Linked DNA regions of Homo sapiens: region 2 is linked to region 1. Evidence: read pairs that join two places in POLR2A ChIA-PET (ENCODE). Cell type or tissue: Panc1. All regions are shown on one strand. Each heading gives the region's core, and the rest is flanking DNA. Links, peaks and the distances in the headings are about the cores only. Region 1 overlaps CCPG1 (cell cycle progression 1). Region 2 overlaps RAB27A (RAB27A, member RAS oncogene family).

Region 1 (14,577 bases), core at 4,815-12,814:
ATTTTTTGTAGAGACAACGTTTGGCCATGTTGGCCAGGCTGGTCTGGAAGGCCTGGCCTCAAGCAATCCGCCCTCCTCAGCTTCCCAAAGCGCTGGGATTACAGGCGTGAGCCACTGCACCTGGCCTAAACTGACTATATAAATCCCAATTTCTCATTCCACTATTTTTCAGGACTTTCAAAAAAGTTTATGATATGTATCAATGTCTATTTGTATGAGAATCATGTTTATAATAGCTTGAAAATTATGCAATGACAGAAATACACAAAGACTGAGCAATTAAATTTGCAGGGGGAAAGGAGAATGATCAAGGAAATCTCTATAAATGAGGCTGCAAATTTGATAGCATTTTTTAAAGTAAATTAACAGTTGTCAAAATTTAAAAATTGAGATACTACATTAAAATGAAGATTTCTGGAGCCGGAAGCAGTGGAGAGTGCCTATTAATCCCAGCTACCTGGGAGACTGAGGAAGGAAGATCCCTTGAGGCCAGGAGTTCAAGGCTGTTAAGAGCCATAATGATCATGCCTGTGAACTGCCATTGCACTCCAGACTGGGTAATACAGTGAAACCTTGACTCTTTAAAAAAAAAAAAAAAGGGGGGGGGGGGCTAGGTGTGGTAGCTCACGTCTGTAACCCCAACACGGAGAGGCCAAGACGGAAGGACCGCTCAAGTCCAAGAGTTCAAGATCAGCCTGGGCAACATTGCAAAAAACAAACAAAACGATTTCTGATTCCTAAAAAAAAAAAAAAAAAATCAAAAGATCTGATGACAAGGAAAGATGTCCCAGTGAAAAAGGAAAAAGCATCACACAGGAAAAACAAAGGCAGAAAAATGTAAAAGAATATGAAAGTTCTTTAAAAAAATAAAAAATAAAAAAGACAATCTAGTACAAATATAGTTTAAAAGATCAGATTTGATTTTTTTTTTTTTTTTTTTTGAGACGGAGTCTCACTCTGTCACCAGGCTGGAGTGCAGTGGCGTCATCTCGGCTCACCACAACCTCTGACTCCCTGGTTCAAGCGATTCTCCTGCCTCAGCCTCCCGAGTAGCGGGGATTACAGGCACGCGCCACCATGCCCAGCTAATTTTTGTACTTTTAGTAGAGACGGGGTTTCACCATCTCTACTAAAGGCCAGGAGATTCTCCATCTCCTGACATCATGATCCACCCAACTCAGCCTCCCAAAGTGCTGGGATTACAAGCATGAAGCCACCGCACCTGGCCATGATTTTTTTTTTAATTTTTGAGACAGGATTTCGCTTTGTCACCCAGGCTGGAGGGCAGTGACATGAACACAGTTCATTGCAGCCTTGACCTCCCAGGCTCAAGCTACCCTCCCACCTCAGCCTCCTGAGTAGCTGGAACTACAGGTGTGCGCCACCATGCCTAATATTTGTATTTTTTGTAAAGACAGGGTTTTGCCATGTTGCCCAGGTTGGTTTCACACTCCTGAGCTCAAGTGATCCACCTTTCTTGGCCTCTCAAAGTACTAGGATGACAGGCATAAGCGGTTGTATCTGGTCAGATTTGGCCAGGTGCAGTGGCTCACGCCTATAATCCCAGCACTTTGGGAGGCCAAGGCGGGTAGATCATAAGGGCAGGAGTTCAACACCAGCCTGGCAAAGATGATGAAACCCTGTCTCTACTAAAAATACAAAAAATTAGCCGGGCATGGTGGCAAGCACCTGTAATCCCAGCTACTCGAGAGGCTGAGGCAGGAGAATTGCTTGAACCCAGGAGGCGGATGTTGCGGTGAGCCAAGATGGCGCCATTGCACTCCAGCCTGGGCAACAAGAGGGAAACTCCGTCTCAAAATAAATAAATTAATTAATTAAATTAAATAGCATATATTAAGATGGCAGGGCCAAGAGTGGCGGCTTGCACCTGTAACAGCACTTTCGGAGGCTGAGGTGGGAGGATCACTTGAGGCCAGGCGTTCAAGACCAGGCTGGGCAACATAGTGAGACTCCCCATCTCTACCAAAAAAAATTTTTTAATCAGCAGGACATGGTGGCCCACACCTGTTGTCCTAGCTACTTGGGAAGCCGAGGCAGGAGGATCATTTGAGCTCAGGAGTTCAAAGTTGCAGTGAGCTATGACTGCATGACTGCACTCCAGCCTGGGTAACAGAGCAAGACCCTGTCTCAAAAAAATGTTTTTTTTCAAGATAGGGAAGCAACTCAACAACCCTAGACCTGTGGGATGCAAGGAAGCAACATAATATTCCATGAAAAATATGAGCATCTGAACTTAACCAGTGTTGATGAGGGAAAGGGTTTAGAAGATAGCGGGAAGGGTTTTGAAGAGATCTGAGAAGACATGAAAGGTTATTTTATTATTTTTATCATTATTTGGATGCAAGGTCTCACTCTGTCACTCAGGCTGGAGTACAGTAGTATGAACACGGCTTGCTGAGATGGGAAAATAGGGTCTGGAGGCAGGGAACATTAGGCCGATTCACACTTCAGCTATGACAGGAAATATCCTCTCCATAGGGCATACACCAAGTAAATGACTTTGTAACTTTACTTCACCTCTCCATTCACATAGGGTATACACCAAGTAACCAATGGAAGCCTCTAGAGGGTATTGAAACCCCCACAAATTCTATAACGGTGCCCTTGAGCCCCTACGCTAGGGCCCGCCACCACACTGTGGAGTGTACTTTCATTTTCAATAAATCTCTGACTTCATCCCTTCCTTGCTTTGTCTGTGTGTTTTGTCCAGTTCTTTGTTCAAGATGCCAAGAACCTGGACACCCTCCACCAGTAACACAGCCTCAAACTCCCAGGTTCAAGTAGATGCTCCCATCTCAGCCTCCCAAGTAGCTAGGACTATACAGGTATGTGCCACCCTGCCCAGCTAATTTCTTTTTAAGAGTCGGGGTCTTGCTAGTTTGGTAGGCTGGTCTCAAACTTCTGGGCTCAAGTGATCCACCCACCTCGGCCTCCCAAAGTGCTGGGATTACAGGTGTGAGCCACTGTACACAGCCTAAAGATTATTTTATTAAAGGACTGAATAACCAACTATATAAGGGAGAAAGTGTAGGATAGCTCACAGGTTTCTGGTTTAAGTGACTGGGTAACTGGAAGAATTCTATATGAAACAAGAAGTAGGTGAGGGCTTTGTGATAAGAAAAACTGGCTGAAGCCTAAAAAGCATTCTTTCTCCACTGTGTGAAAGCTTCCCTCCTTCCCTTTGCCTGCTCCCATCTTCTAACAGATTACAAAAAAAAGTAAAATACATTACTGACTTGGGACAACTTACCATACTTGAATTTCTCAAATCAATAAGCCCACTTTAATCAGGCCCCAGTTTAATGCTTTGTTTACTTCCTTCAAGGAAAGATAACATTGAAACCAGCCAATTATCCCACAGAACTGATCTTTATGGTTTCTCTGAATAAATACAGAAATTGATCCTCACAGTCTTAAAACTTGAGAAAGTTCTATTTGTGTTATCTAAGCTCCTTTCTTAGGAAACAAACCATCAGGCCTCCTAGATAGTATTAAGAAGCTGAAACTTACTTAACAGATCACTGCAACTGGACAATGAGAAGCCAGAGCCTGCATGATTGCTTAACTGACCACCTGCTGCCTGTTGACCAACTTCTCTTCCTCACCCCTCTCTAATTCCTGTTTGCCCACACATGGTTACATTTCTTCTCTGCTATATAGACCTCTAATTTTAGTCAGTCAGAGATGGATTTGAGACTGAGATGGATTTGAGACTGATCTCCCATGTCCTTGGCTGCAGCACCCAATTAAAGCCTTCTTCCCTGGCAATACCCGTCTCTGTGATTGGCTTTCTGTGCGGCAAGCAGCAGGACCTAGACCAAACCCCTGGTGTTTTGGTAACACCATCCAGCCCAAAAGAGAAAAAGATTTCCCGCTGGCCCTAACACCACCATGACAATTTGGATAAGCAAAACTAACAGGCTTACTAAAGAACCCTATTAATTCAACTGTTCTCAAAATGTTGGGCGTGTACTACAATCAAAGGAAAAAAAAAAAAGTAACTTTTTAAGCCCTATCCTAGACACAGTGAATATGAAAGCCCCCTGGCAGTTTGAACCTCCCCATTATAGCTAGAGATCTTCAAATGATAATCTCATTATGTAATTCCTTTAAAATGTTAAGATTTTCTTCAAGATAATGCCCCAAAGCCTTGAATATCAAGTATTTTATCTCTAGCTCTCATCTCTTTTAATTCATTCCCGCTTTGCCCAACCTTCTCAGTTCCCCTCAAAATGCTTGGCTTTGTCTTTACTCCAGGGCTTTACATATTCTGATCAGTTGCCCATCCCCTTTACCTCCACCGAAACTCCTCTGCTTGTCTCAGCTAACGGTTCATTTCCTTTGAGAACCATCCCTTGACCCCATCCCTAAGACTCTTATTATTTTCTGCATCTGGCACTTAATATAGAATATTGTGCTGTAATTGCTTGTTTACCAGCCTATAATGTATTCCCAACACATATTGAATGAATGCTAAATACATATTAAGCAATCAATAAACAAGAAAGGTAACCACGTCTGGGTGATAGTGCAGTTAATTGTTCTTTACAGAACTCAAAATTAGGCTGGGTGCGGTGGCTCACACCTGTAATCCCAGCACTTTGGGAGGCCAAGGCAGGCAGATCAGGAGGTCAGGAGTTAAAGACCAACCTGGCCAACATAGTGAAACCCCATCTCTACTAAAAATACAAAAATTAGTCGGGCATGCTGGCGTGCGCCTGTAGTCTCAGCTACTCAGGAGCCTGAGTCAGGAGAATTGCTTGAAACCAGGAGGTGGAGGTTGCAGTGAGCCAAGATCGCACCACTGCACTCCAGCCTGGGCAACAGAGCAAGACTCCACCTCCAAAAAAAAAAAAAAAAAAGAACTCAAAATTCTGGAGAAATCCATGAGCTTCCTCTCCCATTAATCTGACCATTGGTAAATGTATAAACCCTCCCCATTTTAAGAGCTTTACTAATAGTAATTTAGAAATAAGCAGAATTTACAGGACAGTTACAAAGGCTAAGAAATCATACGGTTATAAAAAGAAGAATACTTTGTGAAGACAATAAACTTGAAGCTCTGTTTAGGCTCAGGCTTCCTTTTATTCCTCAGAGTAGTTTCTTTAACTCGATCTCTAGTCATATATTTCCAATTGCTTTTGATGTCCCCTTGCAGGTTTCTCAAGTGTTTAACACACAACAGCTACAATACTGAAATCATCTTCCTGCTGCTCCTATTTCTGCTAACTCACAGAATTGCAGTAGCCAAAAACAATACAGCCATTACAAGCAAGAGTCACCACACATTCAGGTCAAAAACCTTAGACTTATGTCGACAAAAACAGTCAAACCCTGTAAAATATTTGAGGAGATTTATTCTGGGATAGATTTATGCTGGGATAGAGAAGCTTAACTCTAAAAACGATGGTCAGGGCAAGCTTCATTGCTGAAGTATATGTGAGCAAAGATTTGAATGAGTGAGGCACCATTATATACAGTTAACTGGAGGAAGAGCATTTAAGAAATAGTAGCTATAAAGCTGAGATCAGAGCTCTACCTCTGAGAAACAGCAAGGAGGCCTGTGTGGATCGCCTAGCAGGAGAGAGGAGGAAAAGATTAAACACAAGATAAGCCGGGCGCGGTGGCTCACGCCTGTAATCCCAGCACTCCAGGCCGAGGTGGGCGGATCACGAGGTCAGGAGATCGAGACCATCCTGGCTAACACAGTGAAACTCTGTCTCTACAAAAAAACACAAAAAATTAGCCGGGCGATTAGCCGGGCGTGGTAGCGGGCGCCTGTAGTTCCAGCTACTTCGGACGCTGAGGCAGTAGAATGGCGTGAACCCGGGAGGCGGAGCTTGCAGTGAGCCGAGATGGCGCCACTGCACTCCAGCCTGGGCGACAGAGCGAGACTCCGTCTCAAAAAAAAACAAACAAAAAAAAAAACCCACAAGATAATAAACAGAGTGGTGGCAAGGGGACAGACTGAGTAGGGCTTACAGATCCTAAGACTCCTTTTAAAAAGCGTTTTAGCTTTACACTCTGAGAACTAAAAGTCACAGAAGCGTTTTGAGAAAAGGAATAAAAGATCACTCTGGCTACCTACTGGGACAGCATTGTGGGGGAGCAAAGGCAGAAGCAAGAAGTTCATTTGCATGGCTACTATGATAATCCAGGTGAGACATGATGGTGGTTTGGACTAGAATGGTGGCAGTGAAGACAGTGAGAAATGGACAGATTATACACGGATTTCAAAGGTACAGCAGCCAACAGGACTTCCTGATGTATTGAATATGGGGTATAAAGGATGACTCCTGGCCTCACCGAGTACTAGAATGGAATAGCTACTGAGGCAGAAAGACTTCAAAAAGAGCAGGTTATGAGAAGAAAATCAGTAAATTGGGCCGGGCATGGTGGCTCACACCTGTAATCCCAGCACTTTGGGAGGCCGAGGTGGGCAGATCACTTGACGTAAGGAGTTCATGACCAGCCTGACCAACATGGTGAAACCCTGTCTCTATTAAAAATACAAAAATTGGCCAGGTGGTCTGGTGGATGCCTGTAGTCCCAGCTACTCGGGAGGCTGAGGCAGGAGAATCGCCTGAACTCGGGAGGTGGAGGTTGCAGTGAGCCGAGACTATGCCACGGCACTCCAGCCTGGGAGACAGAACAAGACTCCATCTCAAGAAAAAAAAAGAAGAAGAAAAGGAAACCAGCAAATTGGTTTGGGGCATTTTAAATCTGAGATAGTTATTATCACATCCAAGAGGAAACATAAAGTAGGCGTCTGGAGACTGAATTCAGGGGAGAGTTAGAGGCTAAATAAGTCATTTAAAAACACTTTGGTGGAGCCTGTCAAAATCTGTAAGAACAACACAACAACAGTATCAATTTTACCTCATAAAATATAACTGGAATGAATATTACCTGATATGATGGTGCCCCTCATCATTCCTGGGTAGCTACATTTTACTATGAAAAAGGTGAGGTTTCCATTACCATTATATCTTCTAGAACTAGATAAGATGGAGAAGAATGGGAGCATTATTCTCCCACACGTCTACAATTCCGAAGTAAGGCAACCAATAGGCTATAGGCAAAGGCCTCAAAGTGCAGCTGTACTGTCATGTGACCAAAGATAAGCGAGTCAGTCTGGAGTGCTTTCAAGAACGTATTTGTAAAATACTTTTCAAAAGGTCTGGGTCTTTCACCTCCGCCAAAGGATATGAAAATGTCTGCTTTAAAACACATCACTTGAGAAAGGGAAGAGGATACAAGATCCCAACTAATGAAAACTTTTTTTTTTTTGAGACAGAGTCTCACTCTGTCTCCAGGCTGGAGAGCAGTGGCGCGATCTCGGCTCACTGCAACCTCTGCTTTCCGGGTTCAAGAGATTCTCCTGCCTCAGCCTCCCAAGTAACTGGGATTACAGGTGCGCACCACCATGCCGAGCTAATTTTTGTATTTTTAGTAGAGATGCGGTTTCACCATGTTGGCCAGGATGGTCTCGATCTCTTGACCTCATGATCCGCCTGCCTTGGCCTCCCAAAGTGCTGGGATTACAGGTGTGAGCCACTGCGCCCAGCATGAAAACTTTTTTGAAGGCTACTTTTTGTCTAATAAACATATGAAAATATTTTAAATGAGCCTATCCTCATCCGGAACATGAAACTGCATTCATTCTTTCAACATATGCTTATTGAGTACCTACTGTGTGCCATGAACTCTTCTAAGTGCTGAAGATACAGGACTGAAAGAAAGAAAACAAAAACAAAAGAAAAACCTCCCCCAAAGAAAAGTACTTTTTGAAGACAGAGTTAGCCAGCTGGTGCCCAGTGCCATGGAGAAAAAAGTGAGGGCAGAGTAGGGGTGGGGATGGTGCAAGAACTGGAATGTTAAATAGGGTGGTTAGGGAAGGCCTCCTTGAAGTCCTGAAAACAGTTCTGAAGAATGAATGAGTAGTTTTCCATCTTTTTTGTACCTGAACACAACTGAGATTTAGTTCTATGGATGAAACACCTAGAGATAAGCTAAGCTAAATATTAAAAAGATCAACTGTCAGGTCGGGTACAGTTCCAGATTAGCCTGGCCAACATGGTGCAAACCTCATCTCCACTAAAAATACAAAAAAAAAAAAAAAAAAAAAACTAGCCGGGCATGGTGGTGGGCACCTGTAGTCCCAGCTACTTGGGAGGCTGAGGCAGAAGAATGGCTTGAATCCAGGAGGCAGAGATTAAAGTGAGCCAAGATTGTGCCACTGCACTCCAGCCTGGGTGACAGAGCAAGACTCTGTCAACCAAATTGAATTCACATCTAAAATATCAAAATGAAACTGATAAAAAAAGATCCTTAAGAAGCAAATATCTGTAACTCATGAAAAGTAGGTTGAGCCTTCAGAGAGTAATTCAAATTATCTAGGTAAAAGGGACTGGAAAGTGAAGACATTCCAAAAGGTAGAGAAAGTAGAAGGCACAACAGCACAGAAAACTTACGTTCTAAGAACTCCACGAAAAGCCACAGGCCGGGCCCGTTGGCTCACGTCTGTAATTCCAATACTTTGGGAGGCCAAGGCAGGCAAATCGCTTGAACTCACGAGTTTGAGACCAGCCTGGGCAACATGGTGAAGACCCATCTCTACTAAAAATACAACAAATTAGTAGGGCGTGGTGGCTCACACCTATAATCCCAGCACTTTGGGAGGATCACTTGAGACCAGCCTGGCCCGTGGCAAAACCCCATCTCTACTAAAAATACAAAAAAATTAGCTAGGCCCACATAGTGGCAGGAGCCTTTAATCCCAGCTACTCGGGAGGCTGAGGCACAAGAATTGCTGCTTGAACCCAGGAAGTGGAGGTTGCACTGAGCCGAGATAATACCACTGCACTCCAGCCTGGACAAGATACTCTACCTCAAAAAAAAAAAAAAAAAAAAAAAAAGGCCAGGGGTGGTGAGTCACACCTGTAATCCCAGCACTTTGGGAGGCCGAAGTGGGCGGATCACGAGGTCATGAGTTCGAGACCAGCCTGGTCAACATGGTGAAACCCCACCTGTACTAAAATAGAAAAATTAGCCAGGCATGATGGTGCGTGCCTGTAATCCCAGCTACTTGGGAGGCTGAGGCAGAAGAATCGCTTGAGCCCAGGAGGTGGGGGTTGCAGTGAGCCGAGATCACACCACTGCACTAAGGCCTGGGTTACAGAGCCAGACTCCATCTCAAAAATAAATTAAAAAGGCCAGGCACACTCCAGTGAAACTCCATCTCAAAAAAACAAAAACAAAACAAAACAAACAAAAAAAATTATAGATATTGCTAAATTGCTCTCCCAAAGGTAGTACAAAGTTGCTGCCAACAACATATGAAAGTACCTATTTCTCCACAATCCCACCAACAGAGTAACAACCATCTTTAATTTCCGCTCATCTCATGAGCAAAATAATAAATTCCTTAATCTGCACTTCCAGGAAGACTTCAGTGGGGCTGTGCATCTTGTGTTTACTGGCTATCCTCATCTCCTTTTCTGTGAAGCATCTATATTCATATGTTCACTTTCCTATTAGATTGTCATTACTGATTTGTAGTTCCTTATAAGTTGGGTCATGAATTAATGTTCTAGCATGCCTCAAACATTTTTAAAGTATCTTTATTATGTTTCAAATTTTATACAGTCAATGTAGAGGCTGGAAAACAGGGTGTCCTTTATAGTATCTAGATTTTGTATCTTGTTTTAGAAAGTTTTTCCTGCTCCCAAGACTATAAAATTATTCTCCTGTATTTTCTACTAATACTTCCACAGTTTTTGGCTTTTACATTTAGCTGTTTAATTCATGCATTTGGATTTTTTTTCTTTTGGTGTGAAGTGGAAATTAAACCAAATATTGAATATTCCACACTTTTTCTATAATTTGAAATGCCACCTTTTGTCATATAAAGTCCCACACATTTATTAATCCATTTCTGTGTTCTCTATTCTGTTCCACTGATCTATTTTCTATTCCTGAACCACTACAACGCTGGTTTAATTGCTATGGTACTGATGGCTTTCTACAGTGCCATTTTTCAACCTTCCCTGTCCCTCCCTAAAAACACACTACTGCTGGGCGCAGTGGCTCATGCCTATAATCCCAGCATTTTGGGAGGCCGAGGCGGGTGAATCACCTGAGGTCAGGAGTTCAAGACTAGCCTGGCCAATATGGCGAAACTCCGTCTCTACTAAAAATACAAAAATTAGCCAGGCATGGTGGCCCATGCCTGTAATCCCAGCTATTCGGGAGGCTGAGGCAGGAGAATCACTTGAACCAGGAGGTGGAGGTTGCAGTGAGCCGAGACCACGCCATTTCACTCCAGCCTGGGCGTAAGAATGAAACTCCGTCTCAAAAAAAAAAAAAAACCACTACTACCCTATAAACATAGAGGCAAAGATGAAAGAGACTGCAGGTTACATACACTTATACCCAGTGCTAAAATATTTTTCTTCCCACTCAGAGTCTGCCCAACTTTAAGAGTAAGTATTCTGTACAATAAAGACACACTCCTTAGTGTGACACTGAAAAACTCCCACTATCTGGTTCTCACCTAATTTGCAACTAATCTGATTAGCTTTCCTCGTCATATGGCTGAAGTAATTTAATTGCTGTCTTCTGAACACAAAATGGACAACCCTAACTCCATGTCTTCACTTCCTGAAATGCTTTTCTTCCTTCATTCTGATTTCTGTATTTAAAGCTGTCTTCTCCCATGAAATTTTCCTAGATCACTGTTTCTGACATACAGATTTCATTTTCCCCTGAATCTATAGCACTTACTATACTTCTCAGCATAATTTGCCTAATGGTAGCTTACACTACTTACTTTTTTCCTTGAGCTACTTTATTAATTAGTATTAAGTTCAAAGTTTTGATAAATAGCTCCAATTTTATTTGTTAATGTCTTTATTATAGCTTTATTTTTAGAGACAGGATCTCGCTCTGTCACTCACCCAGGCGGGAGTACAGTGGCACCATCACAGCTCACTGTAACCTCAAACTCCTTGGCTCAAGCGATCCTCCCACCTCAGCCTCCTGAGTAATTGGGACTACAGGTACACACCACCAAGTCAGGCTAATTTTTGTATTTTTAGTAGAGACGGGGTTTCACCATGTTGGGCCAGACTGGTCTCAAACTCCTGACCTCAGGTGATCCACTCTCCTCGACCTTCCAAAGTGCTGGGATTACAGGCATGAGCCACCACACCCAGCCAATATGTACTTGTTTCTAAAATACTTTTTCTTTATCGTAAATATTCTATATATCAACCTAACTTGAAGTTAATCTCAAGGGTCAGATCCTCTCATAGCCAGAGATAACTTCCCCAGAAGGAAAAATCTAAACTCCATTATTTCTTTGGCTCAAAGACTAATGCTTTAAACATGAAATGTATTTCTCAGAGGACCTGAGATTTCACATTCAATGTAGTCTCATTGTTCATGAAATAACTTAAAGATCCATTTGAGAATATTAAAAACAATAGCTACTTCCTATTGTCAAACTAGACTGATGACCATTCTTACACTTATAGAAGTGAGATTAAAACAAATCAAAACCAAAATTAAAAGCTCAACCACAGAAGTACACTGCAGTTTCAGGACATTTGATGCAACAGAGTGCAAAGTCACAGTCAGGAGAGGAGCCAGGTTTCCTTCAGTCTGGAAAAAGCCACCAATCTCTACCAAGAAATCAAATGAATAACCCATTTGACTTTTTTTCTTCATCAAACTTCCCAGTCAAAAAGTATTTATCACATCAAGGCATCACACTTCAAACATATAAGTGCTTTATGTAAATGCACTTAGTACAATAATACTTCATATGAGTAGATAACTCCACCACTTACAAAGCAATTTCATTTTCATATCTGATTTAATCTTCACAAATACCCCCATAAAGGCAGCTTGCTATTATTTACAAATTCCAAATGAAAACGAACAGAAAATTATAAATAATAACTTCCTCAACATCATTAAAAATCCTCTGATTTCCAACCTAATGCTCTTTTTACATTTCAACATGCTGGCAATATGAACCAGAAGTAAGATTTTGTAAGATTTTAAAAGAATAGTGATTTGGATAAGTACTTAAAAAAAAAAAAAGATTTCAGGCTTCCTGTGATGACAGAAAAAAATACTTAACTCCCACTTCTTATTTTCTAATACTTCCTCAGGTAATTCTATAGACCCTTAAAGAGGTTTCCACACATTAAATACCCTTTGGGGGAAAAAATCCCTTTATTTATCACTTAATTACAATCCTTCCCATATCATAGGGCTGAATTTCATCTTAGAACTCAAATTGAGAGAAAATATGGCCAAGTTTATCTGATGCAATACATTGCAAATGACCTTTGAAACCAAGTGTTTTAGTCTAGTTACAATTATGGAACTGTCAGGAAGGAAATTTGTGAAAATGTAATCCTTTATCACTTACAATACTGCAACTTCCTCATCTTCACCACAAAGAAACACAAACATAATTCAGCCTCCAGCAGTTCTGCACTGTTAGATGAGTCTGCATTTTTTGTTTAAAGTACCTTGGACTTAACAGGCCTTGCTGCTGTGTTCATGTTCTTAACATGTTCAAAAACTACTACTTCCATGATTTTAGCAGTTCATATGCACCTAATTTTTAAAAGTCTTTCTTTAACTTGCATAAGAATATAATTATACAACCCATACAATAATACTGTGGAATGAGTTAGTAAATCAGACATGTTAATCAATTATGAATTTTTCTTATGCCCTGTGAATAGACCCAAAGCCTAATAACATATTGAGCCAACTCAGTACACAGAATATACAAAATTATAAGGTAAAAAATATTGAAAAGAAATTGACATTTGGAGTAGGCAAGCTCCAAAGAAGACAACCTAAGAAAATAAAGTATGAACACCACAACCTGAAAAACAACGTGTTACCAGTGTTTTTTGTAAAACACTTTAGAATAGATATTTTATCCAGTGTTAATGGACACTTGGTGTTAAGGTAAACCCCCTTAATTTTTAAGGGCTGATAGTAGCCAAAAAAAAGAAAAATGTACTGTATATTACTGTGGAAGAACAATGTAGCCCTTTACAACAGAAAGCAAAATGTGGGCTAATGATTGATTATACTACTTACCAGTCCATATCCAACATAACCATAACAAAAAATAAAAACAAAAATAGACATAAGCCAAAATATCAGACATATAAAACATGGTTCTGAACGTGATTCAATGTTGACAAGTTTAAGATTTTCCAGGCTTAAGTGAAGAAAAGCTAAGTACTTTCACCTCTGATTTAACTGTACAAAGTGAAAAGAAACCAGATCAAAAGATGGGATGTACAGGCCAGACATGGAGCTCTCATGCCTGTATCCAGCACTCTGGGAGGCTAAGGCAGGAAAATCGCTTGAACCCAGGAGTTCAAAGAGACCAGCCTGGGAAACATAGCGAGACCCTGCCTCTACATAAAATTTTAAAATTAGGGCCAGGTGCGGTGGCTCACGCCTGTAATGCCAGCACTTCGGGAGGCCCAGGCAACCGGATCACGCATTCAGGAGATCGAGACCATCCTGGCCATTATGGTGAAACCCCATCTCTACTAAAAATACAAAAATTAGCCGGGCATGGTGGTGTGTGCCTGTAATCCCAGCTACGTGCCTGTAATCCCAGCACTTTGGGAGGCCAAGGCGGACAGATCACTTGAGGCCAGGAGTTCATGACCAGCCCGGCTAACATGGCAAAACCCAGTCTCTACTAAAAATACAAAAATTAGGTCAGGGGCAGTGGGTCACGTCTGTAATCCCAGCACTTTAGAAGGCTGAGGCAGGCGGACCACCTGAGGTCGGGAGTTTGAGACCAGCCTGACCAACATGGAAAAAACTCTGTCTCTACTAAAAAATGCAAAATTAGCCGGGCATGGTGGCACATGCCTGTAATCCCAGCTACTCGGGAGGGTGAGGCGGGAGAACCACTTGAAACCAGGAGGCGGAGGTTGTGGTGAGCTGAGATCTTGCCATAGCACTCCAGTCTAGGCAACAAGAGCGAAACTCCGTCTCAAAAAAAAATTTAGTGGGGCATGGTGTCACATGTCTGTGACATGTGACAGCTACTGGGAGGCTGAGGCAGGAGAATCACACTTGAACTCAGCTTGAATCACACTGTAATCCCAGCTACTAGGAAGCAGAGGTTGCAGTGAGCCGAGACTGAACCACCATACAATAGAGCAAGACTCTGTCTCAAAAAAAGTAATAGCCAGGCCTAGGCCTGGTGACATGTGCCTGTAGCCCCAGCTATGTGGGAGGCTGTGTTGGGATCACTTGAGCCCAGGAGGCTGCAGTAAGTCGTGTCCAGGCCACTGCACTCCAGACTAGGTGACAGAGCAAGACATCATCTCCAAAAAATAAAATGAGATCTACAAATGCTACAAATTGTCGGATCTGTTATTTTCTTCGAGTCCAACTATTTCATTTATTGTCCCTACTCTCCAAATAATTTACACTTAAATTCATATAGTCTACAGATGCAGCAACAGGGACTTTGCCTGTGTTTTTTACTGTTGT
Region 2 (16,704 bases), core at 4,409-12,408, 130 kb before region 1:
ACAGAAGGCCACCACGGGCTCTTTATGCAGGAGAGGACCATGAGATGTGTGCCTTAGAAAGATCTCTATGGCAGCCACATGGAGACTGGAAATACACAGAGCATCAGAAGGCTCTAATGTTACCGACTGAATGTTTGTGTCTCCCCAAAATTTGTATGTTGAAATCTAATCCCCAATGTGATGGTATAAGGAGGCAGGTCTTTGGGAAGTAATTAGGTTTTGAGGATAGATCCTTCATGAAGGGGATTAGTGCCCCTATAAGAAGAGGCCAGAGAGCTACCTTTCTGCCTTGTGAGAATACAGTGAAAAGTCAAGTGTCTGCAACCTGGAAGAGAGCTCTCACCAAAATCTGAGCATGCTGATACCCTGATCTCAGACTTTCAGCCTCTAGAACAATGAGGAATAAATTTCCGTTGTTTGCAAGCTATCCAGTCTATGGTACTTTGTTATAACAGTTTGAACTGGTTAAGACATATGGAGAGAGATTTTGAGGGTTTGAATTGTGTTGGTGACAGTAGGGATGAAGAAGAAGTGATTAATTTGAGATATATTTAGGAGGTAGAAATCAATATAACTTCTTAACAGACTAGTATAGAAATTAAAGATAACCAAAACTTTTAGTTTGGTAAATAAATGGTATAACATTAACTGAAAAAGGAAAAGATGGTTTGAGAAGATGATAATTATTATAACTAACACTAAGCACTATTCTAAATCCTTTAAAGCACTAACTCATTTAGTCTTCACAACAACCGTATAAGGTCCCTAAATCTACAGATGAAAAATACCAATGCACAGAAAGGTTAATAAAGTTGCCCAAGGTCACACAGCCAGAAATGGCAGAACCAAGATGTGATCTCAGACACACTCTCAACTACCACATTACACTGTACGGTACACAACCAGTTAAACATCTCTCATGTCTGAGGGACATCAAGGGAGTTGTGTTTAATTTGCATTTGGAAAACAGACCTAGGGCTCACAAGAAGAATATGGCTATGAATTTTAGTGTCATCAACATAATAGTATTTCCTTAGGCCATGGGAAAAATGAGATGGACATTTAGAGTGAAGAGAGAACAAAAATGTAAGGAGCAGCAAGACAGATACAAGAAGGACACTAGGAAGGAGATTTTTCAAGCAGTGATTGTCCACAGGCTGGCTCAGTTGCCACACCACAGAGGTACAAACTTGAAGTGGTCTGGGCCTTCTCCGTGTGAAAATGGCAAATCCATTCACTGTTTGCTGGATGAATGGACTTATCATTGAGCTATTTGCTGGATTTACCATCTAGCTAAAAGATAGCTAAAAGATTCCAGCTTAGACTATGTCATCAAGAAAGGAGGCCTGATAGGGTATGAAACGGGGAAAACAAGAAAAACAAACAAAAATGGATGCTCTCAGCTCTTGAAAGGATGATTTATACCCGTGTTTGAGCAAAGCAGATTCTGCCTTCAGAGAAGCAGCAGCAAAGATAGCTCATTTCTCAAGCAGCACCCCATCTCATCCATCACCCACTTCCCCTACCTGCCCCCCAGCCTACACCACAGGACCTCTGCTCTGCCAAGAGGGCAGGGCCCCAGCCACGCTGCAGCAACACCAGAAGCGCAAAAGAAAATGTGCTGTTGCATAGACAGCGCAAATAAATAATGGTTCTTGTGATAATCAGCTTTTGCTTTTAATGGGCTTCACATGACTCATCAGCTATCACGTATGCTATAGCCTGAGCTCTGGCTCTAAATCAAACAAGTTCAAAGGGAGAAGAAAGGAATAATAGCAAAAGATGAGCAGATATCTCAAGAAGCCTTAATCCTACTGAGGAAAAACAGAAATGGAGGCAGGAAGAAGACAGTTTCCCCTATGAGCACTCAGGTACCGAGGGTCCAGAGAGGGCGGAAGCTGAAACAGCCGCAGAGAGAGGCAGCCTAGTTGCCGTGACGCCATCCTGCCAGCCAGCAAGATTTCACCAGACCGTTCCCTTTCTGCCACAGTTCCTGTCTTGTGGGCAGCAGAAGCACCAAGAAAGAAGAAAAATGGTTGTTTGTATTCTTATGGCTGCAGGGTCATACCTCTGTGACTTAACTATTTCAACAAGTGACAAGGAGAAAGTGGTAAGAGACAGAGAGAGCAGCCAAGATGGGGGTAAACTCCTTTGGAATGTATTAAATCCAACTTCATTCTATGGATAAAATGCCCTCATGAATAAACACTCATCCCCAAAACATCTTTTTTTTTTTTTTGGTATTTATAATCCAAGAACCTTGACAGAGAATGTCAGCTTTTTATCAAGGCTCTTTCCCACAATGACTTCTGATAATGGGGGTTGGGGTTCATTCCCAGGTGAAAAGCATGAGTTTGTGGCAAAGAAAACAGTATTGTTTGGTCACCACACTGGAATGGAAGCCAGGATATTCTGAAGGATGCCTTGGCACTAATACAAATTAGCAAATGACTTTAGCACTTCTGAGCCTCAATTTCTTCATCTGTAAAATGAGAAGAATGGACTGGGTGAATATGAAGTCCTTCCACTCTCTTAATCTATGCTTATGGGTGCTCAGAGCACGGGAACCCTTCCAGGTGTCTCTTGTGGTTAGGCTGTCCATGTGTCAGGACCCTGATTGTGCTCCCAGGGACACACAAGTGTGAGAGTGGCTACAACTCAATGGAAGCAATAAGTAAACACGTACACACTCACAAAGCTAGATCCCTATATTTGATTAAACCATGGGTTAGTAGACAGGAACCATGTCTTATGCATCTTCACACACTCAAAATCCAGCCCAGTCCAGGCACTGGGCTTAACAAATGTTTACTGCATGCATTTTGAGGCAAATCTTTAAAATGTCATATTAAGAAGCTTTTCAGACATGTCGGTTATGGATTGAATTGTGTCCCCCTAAAATTCACATGTTGAAGCCCTAACTCCCAGTACCTCAGAATACAATGTTTTTTGGAGCTAGGACCTTTATAGAGGGAATCAAGTTAAAAAGAGGTCATTAGGGTGGGTCCTAATCCACCCTCATGGTCTCTTCACAAGAAAGGAACTGGGATCACAGACATGAACACAGGGAGGATGGCATGAAGAGACATAGGGAGAAGACAGCCATCCACAGCTAAGCAGAAAGGCCTGGAACGGATTCTCCCTCACAGTCCTCAAAAGGGACCAACCCCGCTGACATCTTGATCTTAGACTTTCAGGCTCCAGAACTGTGAGGCAATAAATTTCTGTTTTTGAAATCACACAGTTTTAAAGCCACCCAGTTTATGGTACTTTGTTATGGCAGCTCTAGTAAACTAATACAATATCCAGAAGTAGAATTATATAATGAAATCTCCCATCACACTCACCACTCAGATCTTTCACTCCGGCATACTTCATTTCGTATTTCTAAAATATATGGACATTTCCTTACATAACAATACCCTTATCAAACCTAACAGAATTAACACTAATTTAAAAGCAGATTTAATTCCCAGAAGAAATAAACCTTATACTAAAACACACACTTACATTCCTCCATTAAAACTATTAACACTTTTAGGCCGGGCACGGTGGCTCATGCCTGTAATCCCAGCACTTTGGGAGGCCCAGGTGGGAAGATCACTTGAGGTCAGGAGTTAGAAAGCAGGCTGGCCAACATGGTGAAACCCCATCTCTACTAAAAATACAAAAATTAGCCAGGCATGGTAGCGTGGGGTCCCAGCTACTCAGGATGCTGAGGCAGGAGAATCACTTGATCCTGGGAGGCAGAGGTTGCAGTGACCCGAGATTGTACCACTGCACTCAAGCCTGGGCGACAGAGCAAGACTCTGTCTCAAATTTAAAAAACAAAACAAAACAAAACAAAAGCTATTAATACTATCAAAAACAAAACACCAATAAGCTTGAATTTTTGTCAAACAACCCTCAGAGGATAAGCAAGACTCTCAGAATAATTCAATTTCCTAATCAGCTCTCATATTCAACAATTTCCTGAAAGTAAAAACCTATGTTTCTTTATTCAAGTACAGAAAAGAAAGGAAGAATGCGGTCAGTATTCATACCCACTCCGTGGTCACTGAAAATGCACTTTTCAAACTAATCCCAAGAAATTTAGTAGACATCATTAAGTCTTTAGTTTAAAAACAGTACGTGCAATGGTATTGTATGTTATATTGCACATAATTTAAGCGCATGAAAATTGACATGACAGAGCTCAAAACCACTACCAAAAAAAAAAAAGATAAATACAAAACCATACCTTTACAGGGTAGAGAACCGCTTGTTATGATTTTCTAAAACGTTAGAGACTGGAGTTACCAATGCTTCAACAATTGACAACTTCCAATCACATGTCCTCTTCAGGAAGGTTACTTTTTGTCTAATGTTAAGACAAAGAGAAATGTTAAAGTCAGAATGGCCTACTTAAAAAGTTTTTCAAAAGAGTCTTTGGAAAAGCAGTTCGCTCCATCAACTTTCAAAACAGGCATCGCTGTAAAAACCCACAATCCAGCTAATTAGTCTCAGCTGTTTGTCATATGGCACTGCAGACCAGTCAAGTGATTTTTGCCCCTTTCAAGCTTACCAAGTTCCAGTTCGACTGGCCACTCAGAGGGCGGCTTTATTAACCTCTTCTGGTGTTAGAAGACTCTGCACTTCAGCTCTTTCTTCCGCCCACCTACCCCGTGAATCAAAACAGTAGAACATTTGTTTTCTTGAGAAAGTGCCTTGTATTCTCAAGGCCCTTAAAGGTTATATTCATATTGTTGCTTACAAATACAATGCCTGATCCAAACAAACAATATGGGGGATCAAATGGAAGTGGCAGGAGGGATGGGGCTAGATTACTTACCAGACCTTGCAGCTGGCCTCCAATTTCATAAGTAAAACTGCCTACAAGGGAGTCCACCCAGATATCTTGCTGGCATCTCAAATCCAGCATGTCCCGTACTCACCTCCTTTGCTTTTCTCCACAACCTTGCTTCAAACCCACTTCTCTTCCTGTGTCTTGAATCACACAATCCCAACACAGCCAGAAATCTGATGGCTCTCATTAACTCCTCCCTCTCTGCCCCTCCCACTTCCAATTGGCCACCAAGTCCTAAGGATATTCATCTTCTTGCTCCTACTCCAAGTTTTTATTATTTCTTAGATGGCTATAATAAACCACTTATTTGGTTTTCTGGTCCCCACGTATTCTTGACTCTGATCCATCCTCCACACCACACCCAAAGTGATCTTTCCAAAAGGCAAATGAGAGTCCATCACTCTCCTGTTAATGGCTCCCCACAATCTCCACAATAAAATCCCTGCTCCTTAAGCTTCTGCCTTCAGTATCACCGCCTCCTTCCTATAAGCTGCTAGAGTCCAGCCATCAGTACGTTTTATAATTCGCTAAGTTAAGTGGTTCTCAAACTGTGGTTCCAAGACCAGTATTATAGCATCTTCTAGGAACTTATTAGATTTGCACATTCTTGGGCCCACCCAGCTGAATCAGAAATTCTGAGGATAGGGCACAGGTGTCTGTGGTTCAACAAGCACTCCAGGTGATTCTGATACACACTAAAGTGTGAGAGCTGCTGCTGTAAATCCACCAAGTTCTGTTCACTAAGAGAATCAGCTCCTTGGCTCCTTGTGCCAGCAATGCTGAGCTGGATACACCTTCCCTGTGCTTACTGTTTCTAGAAATGGTCACCCCTGTATGCTAATTATTCAATTTATTTCTTGGTCTTTGCTGTTGCTTTGTGACAATCTTGAAGACAGGGGTTGTATCTTGTTTTTTGTTCATTCACCCCACAATCACTTATTGAGCACTTATGAATTATTGGGTGAAATGTCGGACATAGAACTAATCAATCTATCCCTTGCCTCTAGGAGAAGCTACGCTTTCATTATGGCAGCTCAACGTGTGACTGAAGACTCAATCTGTCCAATCTAAAAAAACCACCACCGGCCTCAAGAACTGTGGGCAACTAAGAAAAGTCTGAGCACAACCAGTCTGACATCTCTTCTCATGGTAAATGAAATGGAATTTTCGTTTCACACCTGACGAAAATCTCATGAAAATGCACCTCTTTCTTTTTTATATCACACAGCAACCTCGAGAATTTTGAGAACAATTTAGTAAGAAAATGTATCCAGATTTTTAAATCCCAGATTAAAATTCATTAGAGTTAGCTTCCTTTAATTACAAGTTCATATTAGCACTTCTCAACCATCAGGATATATAGGAATCTCCTAGGGATCTTTCAAAATGCTAATTCTGATTCAATATTCCTGTAGGGGGAGATCGAGACCATCCTGGCTAACACGGTGAAACCCCGTCTCTACTAAAAATACAAAAAAATTAGCCAGGTGTGGTGGCGGGCGCCTGTAGTCCCAGCTACCCGGGAGGCTGAGGCAGGAGAATGCCGTGAACCCGGGAGGCGGAGCTTGCAGTGGGCCGAGATCGCACCAATGCACTCCAGCTTGGGTGACAGAGTGAGACTCCGTCTCAAAAAAACAAAAACAAACAAAAAAAATCCTGTAGGGGGCTCAGGAGTCTGTATTTCTCCTAGTAAGCACCCAGGTGATGCCCAGGTAATACTAACATTCCTAACTCTGGAACTATAATTTGAATAGCAAGTAAAATTATGACAATACCAATTTTCATAGTCTGCTTAAAGCAACAAAACCTTTTTTGGATGCTTTTGTATTGAAAGCTTTCTAAAATATCTTTCAGACTTCAGAATAAAGATGGCATGCTCAACATGTACATGTGGTTCTGCTGCCTCCCAAAATCTCACTAATATAGCAATAAAGAATGTTTTATTTCTTTTAGACATAAACTCACAAGGACAAAGATCAGGTAGTGGAAGCAACAAAATGGTAGAAGCTACAGAGTAGATGGACTAGAGGTAACTGATTAGCAGACCTCGGAAAGCTGACTCTTTATCTGCCAGTAGGGAAATCCAAGAAGGAACTCATCACAGAATCTCCAGAAAGTCTCAGGGATTCAGAACCCCAAAACTTCTGGAATTTGGGGGACAGTAACATAGGGACTCAAAACAGACAGAATGGTGGTCATCTGCTTAAAAAGCAGCTCAGCACACCAAGAGAAGAAGAAAAGAAAGAACGAACTACCAAATAGAAAATAATGAACAAAATGGCATAGTAAGTCCCTATCTATCGATAATTACTTTAAATGTAAATGTATTACATTCTCCAACTGAAAGACATAGAGGTTGGGCACGGTGGCTCAAGCCTGTAATCCTAGCACTTTGGGAGGCCAAGGCGGGCAGATCACTTGAGGTCAGAAGTTCAAAACCAGCCTAGCCAATGTGGTGAAACTCCATCTCTACTAAAAATACAAAAAAATTAGCCAGGCATGGTGGAGGGCACCTGTGATCCCAGCTACTAGGGAGGCTGAGGCATGAGAATTGCTTGAACCCGGGAGGCGGAGGTTGCAGTGAGCCAAGATCGCGCCACTGCACTCCAGCCTGGGCGACAGAGCGAGACTCCATCTCAAAAAAAAAAAAATAAAAATAAAAATAAAAAATAAAAGACATAGAATGACAGAATATATATAAAAAATAAGATACAATTATTTGCTGCCTGAAAGAGAGTTGCTTTAGATTTAAGGGCAGACAGACTGGAAGTAAAGGGATGGAAAAAAATATTTCATGCAAATGGAAACCAAAAGAAAGCAGGGGTGACTATACTTATATCAGAATAGACTTCAAGTAAAAAACAGTCCCAAGAGACTAAGAAGGTAGTTATGTGGTGACAAGGAGGTGAATTCATCAAGCAGATATAACAGTTGTAAACATGTAGGCACCCAACATCAAAGCACCTAAATATATAAAGCAAATATTAACCAAACTGAAAAGAGAAATAGATAACCATACAATAATAGTAAGGGATTTGAATACCCTGTTTTCAACAATGAACAGATCATCCAGATAGAAAATCAATAAGGAAATGGCAGATCTGAACAACATTATAGAACAAATGGAATTAACAGGCACATACAGAACTTTCTATCCAACTAGAGGAGAATATACATTCTTCTCAAGCGCACGTGGAATATTCTTCCGGATAGAACATACAGTAGGCCACAAAACAAGTCTCAACAAATTTAAGACGATCGAAATCATATTAATTATCTTTTCTGACCACACCGATATGTAACTAGAAATCAATAACAGGAAGAAAACTGAAAAATTCACAAATCTGTGGAAATTTAGTAACATAATCCTGAACAGCCAATGGGCCAAATAAAATCAAAAGGAATTTTTTTTAAATCTTGAGATACATGAAAATAGAATACAACACATCAAAATTTTAGGGGATTCAGGAGAAGCAGTTTTAAGAGGGAAGTTTACAGCGATAAATGCCTCCATTAAGAAAAAAGAAAGATCTCCAGTAAACAACCTAAGTTTATACTGCAACAAACTAGAAAAAAGGTAACAAACTAAGCCCAAAATTAGAAGAAAGAATGAAATAATAAAAATTGGAGCCAAAATGAAATAGAGACCAAAAAAACAGAAAAGAAAGAAAAGATGAATAAAACTAAGACTGTTTTTTGAAAAAATAAACAAAATTGACAAAACTGGCTGGGTGCGGTGGTTCATGCCTGTAATCCCAGCACTTTGGGAGGCCAAGGCGTGCGTATAACCTGAGGTCAGGAGTTTGAGACCAGCCTGACCAACATGGCAAAACCCCGTTTCTATTAAAAACACAAAAATTAGCCAGGCGTGGTGGCAGGTGCCTGTAATCCCAGCTGCTTGGGAGGCTGAAGCAGGAGAATCACTTGAACCTGGGAAGCAGAAGTTGCAGTGAGCTGAGATTGCACCACTGCACTCCAGCCTGGGTGACACAGCAAGAATCCGTCCTTAAAAAAATAAATAAATTATATATATATATATATATATATATATATATGTATAGAGAGAGACAGACAAAACTTTAGCTAGTCTAAAAAAAAGAGTAAAAACTCAAATAAATAAAATTATAAATGAAATAAGAGGTGTTACAACTGATACCACAGAGGTACAAAGAATAATAAGAGATACTCTAAATAATCCAGTCGGGCGCAGTGGCTCACGCCTGTAATCCCAGGACTTTGGAAGGCCAAAGTAGGTGGATCACTTGAGGTCACGAGTTCAAGACCAGCCTGGCCAACATGGTAAAAGCCCGTCTCCACTAAAAATACAAACATTAACTGGGGCATGGTGGTGCACACCTGTAATCCCAGCTACTTGGGAGGATGAGGCAGGAGAATCACTTGAACCCAGGAGGCAGAGGTTGCAGTGAGTCGAGATTGCTCCATTGCACTCCAGCCTGGGTGACAGAGTGAGACTCCATCTAACAACAACAAAAAAAAAAAGACAAAAAAAAGTGGGATTACATCAAACTAAAGCTGCTGCACAGCAAAGGAAACAACAAAATGGAAAGGCAACTGGCCGGGCATGGTGGCTCACACCTATAATCCCAGCAGTTTGGGAACCCAAAGAGGGCAGATCACTTGAGGGCAGGAGTTTGAAACCAGCCTGACCAACATGGCAAAACCCCATCTCTACTAAAAATACAAAAATTAGCTGGGCACGGTGGTGGGCACCTGTAATCCTGGCTACTCGGGAGGCTGAGGCACGAGAATCACTTGAGCCTGGAGGCAGAGGTTGCAGTGAGCAGAGGTTGTGCCATTGAACTCCAGCCAGGTGACAGAATGACACTCCACCTCAAAAAAAAAGAAAGAAAGAAAAGGCAACCTATAGAAGGGAAAAAAAGGTAAATCTGATCAGGGGTTAATATCCAAAATATACAAGAACCTCATACTACTGAATACCAAAAAAACAACCCCCAAAAGAAAAAAAAATTTAATGGGCGAAAGACCTGAATAGACATTTTTTCAAAGAATACATTAAAAATGGTCAACAAGTATATGAAAAAGTGCTCGACATCACTAATCAGCAGAGAAATGCAAATCAAAACCACAATGATTTTGATTACCTCACATCTGCTAGGATGGCTAATTAAAAAAAAAAAAAAAAAAAAAACAAGAGATAAGTGTTGGCAAGGATGTGGAGAAAAGGGAACCTTGTACGCTGTTGGTGGGAATACAAATTGGTACAGCCACTATGGAAAACATTATGGAGCTTCTTTAAAAAAATGTTTTCAAAAATTTTTTAAATAGAATACCATAGGATTTGGCAATCCTACTTCTGGGTATAATACATCTGAAAGAATTGAAATCAGGATTTCTAAGTGATATCTGTACTCCCATGTTCACTGCAGCATTATTCACAATAGCCAAGACTTAGAAACAACCTCAATGTCCACTGACAATGAATGAATGAAGAAAATGTGGTCTATACATACAATGAAAAAGTATTCAGCCTTAAAAAAGAAATAAATCCTGCCACCTGTGACAATACAGATAGGTGGAAGATATTATACTAAGTTAAATAAGCCAGACACATAAAGAAAAATACTATGTGATCTCCCATATATTTAATATATAGAATCTAAAATGTCAAACTCTCCAAGCATGGTGGCCACTCCTGTAGCCCCAGCTACTCAAGAGGCTGAGGCGCGACAATTGCTTGAGCCTATGACTTCAAGGCTGCAGTGAGCTATGATCACGTCACTGCACTCCAGCCCGGGCAGCGGAGTAAGATCTTGTTTCTAAAAGAAAAAATTTTAATTTAAAAAAAAGTAACTCAAACTCCCAGAAGCAGAGAGCAGAATGATGGTTGCCAGGGACTGGGAGGAGGGGGAAATGGGAAGGTCATAGTTAAAGAGAACAAGTTTCAGTTATGCAAAATAAATAAGTTCTGAAAAGCTATTATACAGTATAGTGTCTATAGCTAATAATACTGTATTATATACTGAAAATCTGCTAAGAAGATAGATCCAGTGTTAATTGTTCTTACCACACACACACAAAAATGCAATAATAATAAAACAGGCAGGATAAAACCTTGGGAGGTGATGGATACATTTATGGCCTTGATGGTGGCGATGGTTTCATGGGTGAATAATTATCCCCAAATTCATCAAGATGTATACATTAAATATGTACAGACTTTTTATCTGTCAATAATACCTCCCATAAAGTAGTTTTTTTAAAAATAAATTGTTAAGTAGGGGAAGGAAAGAATGAACAAACAAACGTAGGAACAAATGAACAAACTCAGGTAAGAAAGAGGAGATGAAAATGGTATACTTGTGGCAGGGGTGGATGGAGCAATGAGCTAAATTCTCTACTTCTGTAATAAAGTATCAATAGATAATGACTAAAACTGAAAAACTGACCACAGAAATATAAATGTGTCATTTAGAGACTAGATGTATAAACTACTGCAAGACTTCAGTGGTTAACTCTGGAGAGCAGGAAATGGGCTGGGGGAGAGGCGTCTACTGGTTTTTTGTAACAGCCCTTGTAAAACAACGTCCACGTATAACTTTGGTAAATTTGGCAGGGCACGATGGCTCATACTTGTAATCCCAGAACTTTGGGAGGCAGAGGCGGGCAGGTCACTTGAGGCCAGGAGTTCGAGACCAGCCTGTTTGTCTCCATAATAAATGGCTCCTGACTGCTGTATTTATTTCGTGTCTTTTGTTAATTTATATTTCCTTCTCCCTCCCCTCACCTTTGCTGTCAGGCAGCTATCCCTCACCACAGTAATCAGTGTGCCTTCCTGGGACAACCCCTACCCCTTCCGATGCACTGTTTTTAATTGACAAGGCACCTGGAAACCAAATAACCAAGCTTATTAGAACTGTGTGTAAAATGAAGAAAAATGGGCACCAAAAAATGTTCTGAAAGTTGCTCTGTGATGCAGGTTGGCAATTTTCAATACATTAACCATTTGTCCAACTCAGAACCGTTTGGCCTTACTATCAACTATGGGTCAGTAGGCTGGGTGACACTCAGTGGGACCAACCATCCCAGTTTAGTGGGGACTGAGTTATAGCACTGAAAGTCATGCATCCCGGGAAACCATATCCCAGCATTGGGCAAGTTACTTCATCTTCTTCAACCTGTTTCATCATCTGTAAAATGAAAGATAATATCTGCTTTGAAAGATTGTTGAGGATTAAATGAGAAAATGTTTGTATAACTCTTGACACATATGGTAGCTGTAGCTATTATACTCACTTGCATATTGTTATTATCAACCCTAGTATCAGGTAGAAAAAGAAAGTATTCTTAGAAACATAACCTGTAATTTGCTTTATATATAGTGGACTTCAGGAAGCTGCAATGTTTGCTTTTGTGAATTTCCTTCCCATTTTGTAACACACATTTTGTTTCAGGGACTAAAACATATTAAAGAAATTTAATAGTTCAACATTTCTGATTTCTCTACTGGACAAAAGCCTGGCAGGTTTCCACTATATTTTCATAGAAATGACTCTTTTACACTATGGGAGCCCTGGGGTATTTATGTCAGTAGCCGCTTCTAAACTTGTGAACAGAAATCAGCCTGCCACCTCACAAAGAAGAGGCATCATATCTGAAATTTGTTTTTAATTTCCATTTCACTTTTTTCCTTCATAATAGCACCAGATTATTCAGTCTTCTAATCATTATTATTTTTTTTTTTTTTTTTTGAGAGGGAGTCTCACTCTGCCACCCAGGCTGGAGTGCAGTGGCACGATCTCAGCTCACTGCAAGCTCCACCTCCTGGGTTCACGCCATTCGCCTGCCTCAGCCTCCCAAGTAGCTGGGACTATAGGCGCCCGCCACCACGTCTGGCTAATTTTTTGTATTTTTAGTAGAGACAGGGTTTCACCATGTTAGCCAGGATGGTCTCGATCTCCTGACCTCGTGATCTGCCCGCCTCAGCCTCCCAAAGTGCTGGGATTACAGGCGTGAGCCACCGCACCTGGCCCAGTCTTCTAATTATTTAGTGAATTCAGTACGTTGACATGGGGCTGAAAAATCTGCATTTCTAAGTTCTAAGTTCTAAGCCAAGTCATTCACTAATTATGTCAATTCTATCCCTGAAAAATAAGGGCTTGTATCACCAAACGGATGAAATACCATTTCTGAACTCAAAAGCTGAAGCAACTCCCTACTCCACATTTATTAATTACAGCCTGAAGGAAATTGCTCACATCTATGCACCCCACAGACAAAAGGGCACAGTTGCTAAAAGAACAGTTCCAAACTTTGGGATAGATAATGGAAAGAATCACAAGTTACTCAAAGCCAAAATATGGCCTAGGAACCCTCTAAGAAGCAGTAGAGACAGCAGAAAGAGCCAGGCAGATAAGACTCTTAATAAAGGCCCCCATGGCCTGTCCTCCCATACTCTTCTATTTCTTCTCCACCCAGTGTCCGAGGCCTGTGACCACAAAACACAGGACAACACAGAACCTCAGAGAAGCCTTGAGGGGCAACTGGTCAACCAATTAGGGCAGGTGAAAATGGATCCAGGACTGGCAGCAGAATCACCTAGGATATGTGATGAAAATCCAAAATTCTGGGTCCCATTCAGGCCTCTGAATTAGGATCTCTGCAAGGGAGGCCTAGGGAATCTGCATTTATATCAAGCTTCCCAGGGGCTTTCTGGTTATACACAATCAAGTTTGTAAGCCACTGTTCTAGGGAGACAACAGATGGCAAAAATGTACAACTACAGTTAGGCAAATAGCCTGTACATCAAGATCATATTTAACTTCTACTAGCCTCAGATACCAAATCTGTAAAATAGGGATAATAATACTGACCTAGCAAGGTGGTTGTGAGAATCAAATGAAATAAGTAATAGCCTCACACACAGTGTCTCACATACAGCAGGTGCTCAATAAAAGTCCATTCCCTCGCTTGTGTATGGCATTCTAATGAAGACTTACAACAATAGTTTTTGAATAAATGTCACCTGTTTTGAATAAATATCACCAAGGAAAGCAGATGGCCAGGAAAGTTAAGGCCTCAATGTTAATGACTCATCAACTACAAAGGCCGAGGTCAGCAGCCTTAACCAGCGATTGAGTCATGAAATGTACTTGTAGACAGTGGTTCTCAAGCTTCGGGGTGCATCAGAGTCACCTAGATGGTTTTAAAACACAGACTCTAGGCCCCACCAGAGTTTCAGATTCAGTAGGTCTGGAGTGGGGCTGAAAATCTGCATTTCTATGTTCCCAGGTGGTGCTGATGTTACTGGTCCTAATCTGACACTTTGCAATAAAAAAAGAAAAACTATGCTGTGTATATTTCCTGTTTGACACTAGACTGGTTAGTTTCATGTAAATAGAGAAAAAAACTAAGAAACCAACAATTTCCGAGGCTGTGCTGCCTCTGTCCCTGAGAATCTTACTATGTTGTTTGAACAATGCATAGAGAGGACAGGGAGATTTGAGTTCTATCTTCCCACTCACTTGCTGTGTGACTCTGCATGAGACATATGATCTCTTCCAGCCTGAGTTTACTCAGGCTGGGAGTAAAGGTGAGCTAGACACTGGTTCCCAAACCAGGTTGTCCACCAACAATCACTAGAGCAGTATTTAAAATAAAACATAGATTCCCAAGCCCTAGCCACAAACCTAATAAATTAGAATCACCAAAGGAGAGACTGAAAAATGTGTTGTTGTTTCTTGTGGGTATGGTTTATATATATATATATATATATATACTTTAAGTTCTAGGGTACATGTGCACAATGTGCAGGCTTGATACATAGGTATACAGGTGCCATGTTGGTTTGCTGCACCCATCAACTCATAATTTACATTAGGTATTTCTCCTAATGCTATCCCTCCCCCAGTCCCCACCCCCTGAGAGGCCCCGGTGTGTGATGTTCCCCTTCCTGTATCCAAGTGATCTCATTGTTCAGTTCCCACCTATGAGTCAGAACATGTGGTGTTTGGTTTTCTGTCCTTGAGATAGTTTGCTGAGAATGATGGTTTCCAGCTTCATCCATGTCCTTGCAAAGGACATGAACTCATCCTTTTTTATGGCTGCATAGTATTCCATGGTGTATATGTGCCACATTTTCTTAATCCAGTCTATCATTGATGGACATTTGTGTTAGTTCCAAGTCTTTGCTATTGTGAATAGTGCTGCAATAAACATACGTGTGCATGTGTCTCTATAGTAGCATGATTTATAATCCTTTGGGCATATACCCAGTAATGGGATTGCTGGGTCAAATGGTAATTCTAGTTCTAGATCCTTGAGGAATCGCCACACTGTCTTCCACAATGGTTGAATCAATTTACACTCTTTTGTGAGCATGTTTTAAACAAAAGCTCCCTGTGCCATTTTCATGTATAGCCAGTTTTGAGGAAGCATTAACATGGTAATCTTTCTCCAGCATTAAAGCTCTTGGGTCTTTTTGATTTCCAATTCACTGGGTCCTGAGTCTATACTTAGCCAGTATAAGTAGCCTTCTCCTTTTATATTTGCTTCACCTGGCTATTCTTCCGAAAGGAAGCATACACTGTCCTCAAAAAAAGGAATCTACTCTGCTTAGCAGTTCCATTTCTCATATATCAATAAACTGGCATTCTGGTTTCATTTAAAAAATAAAGTCCAGGATAGGCACAGTGGTTCATGCCTGTAATCTCAGCACTTTGGGAGGCCAAGGCAGGCAGATCACTTGAGGTCAGGAGTTCGAGACCAGCCTGGCCAACATAGTAAAACCCCATCTCTATTAAAAATACAAAAATTAGCCCAGCATGGTGACATGCTCCTGTGGTCCTAGTTACTTAGGAGGCTGAAGCAGGAGGATCCACTTGAGCCCAGGATGTTGAGGTTGCAGTGAGCTGGGTGACAAAGACAAGAAAGAAGGGAAGGGAAGGAAGAAGAGAAAGGAAGGGAAGGAAGGGAGAAGGGAAGGGGGAATGGAAGGGAGGAAGGAAGGTAGGAAAGGAAAAGAGAAGGAAAAAAAAAGAAACCAGAGGCCCTTACAGACCACAGGTACATATTTGGATCTTATACCTATTACAATGAAAGCAACTAAGGGATTTTAAGCAGAAGGATATGAATTGAATTCCTTTAATTTTTTAAAATTTTGTCTCATGCTCCTCAAGAGTGTGAGTTCCTTTTTTGGGACATCACTGGCTTTGTGTGAAGAATGGGCTATGGCAGGGAGGGGCAAGAATTGGAACAGAAAAGTAGCAGTACAGGCCTTTAACCAGCAGCTGGCACAGAGCAGGCACTTGGATATTTCTGCACTGCTTTAACATAGGGAAATCATAATATACTTGTTTCACCTCCTAATGTATTTCAGAGGAGTTCAAGGAAGAGACTCTGGGTGTTAGCAAAGTTCCATCTAGATGTCACTTCTTTTGAACAACACATAGAATTTTGGATTGTCCACAGTACAACTGGTTCCAATCAAGAAGTATTAGAATAAGAACATAAAAAGAACACACCAGGAAACCATCAGACCAGGCTTCTGGAACCATCCCTGCCATCAATTAGCTATGTGACCTGAGGCACAGCTCTGGATTTCTGGGAGGGGAGCCTGGGCTACAATTTCCAAGGTCCCTACTAGCTCTTAAATTACACAATTCTGTAAGTGTAACAAATGTGGTTTCCTTATCTGGGTGGCAAAATGGGATGATGACTCAGGGTGAGGTTTTTTGTTACAGATTTTCAACCTCCCAGAGAAGCTCTAGTGAAGCTAGAATCAGGGTGTTAATAAAGAAACTGTCCAGTTTTATTATTTCCTTTCCAGGGTATGGTGGTCAGCTGGAAATCTGGGAAGTAGACATTCCTGGCAGCTGCGA

Evidence for each region. Peaks named below come from ENCODE experiments on the same cell type or tissue, not always from the same donor. Only the 100,000 strongest peaks of a DNase experiment are listed, where the experiment ranks them.
Region 2: POLR2A ChIA-PET joins it to region 1 with 12 read pairs; 10 of 35 experiments call an interaction of 5 or more read pairs at or near these places.

Annotation. Positions count from the first base shown.
Region 1 is chr15:55,391,290-55,405,866 of GRCh38, forward strand. All of the region lies in intron 1 of CCPG1 (cell cycle progression 1), which reads right to left. The region is part of intron 8 of DNAAF4-CCPG1 (DNAAF4-CCPG1 readthrough (NMD candidate)); the gene reads right to left. Among named protein-coding and RNA genes, the nearest start is that of CCPG1, 9.8 kb to the right of the region's middle. RefSeq lists an enhancer at 12,262-12,556. In Panc1, for the core only: no CTCF peak of the experiment used is centred there; no DNase peak of the experiment used is centred there; H3K27ac peaks cover 2,230 bases.
Region 2 is chr15:55,265,925-55,282,628 of GRCh38, forward strand. RAB27A (RAB27A, member RAS oncogene family) reads right to left here. Exons shown (of 7, transcript NM_183235.3): 2 at 4,241-4,360. Among named protein-coding and RNA genes, the nearest start is that of RAB27A, 16 kb to the right of the region's middle. RefSeq lists an enhancer at 13,767-14,061. In Panc1, for the core only: no CTCF peak of the experiment used is centred there; no DNase peak of the experiment used is centred there.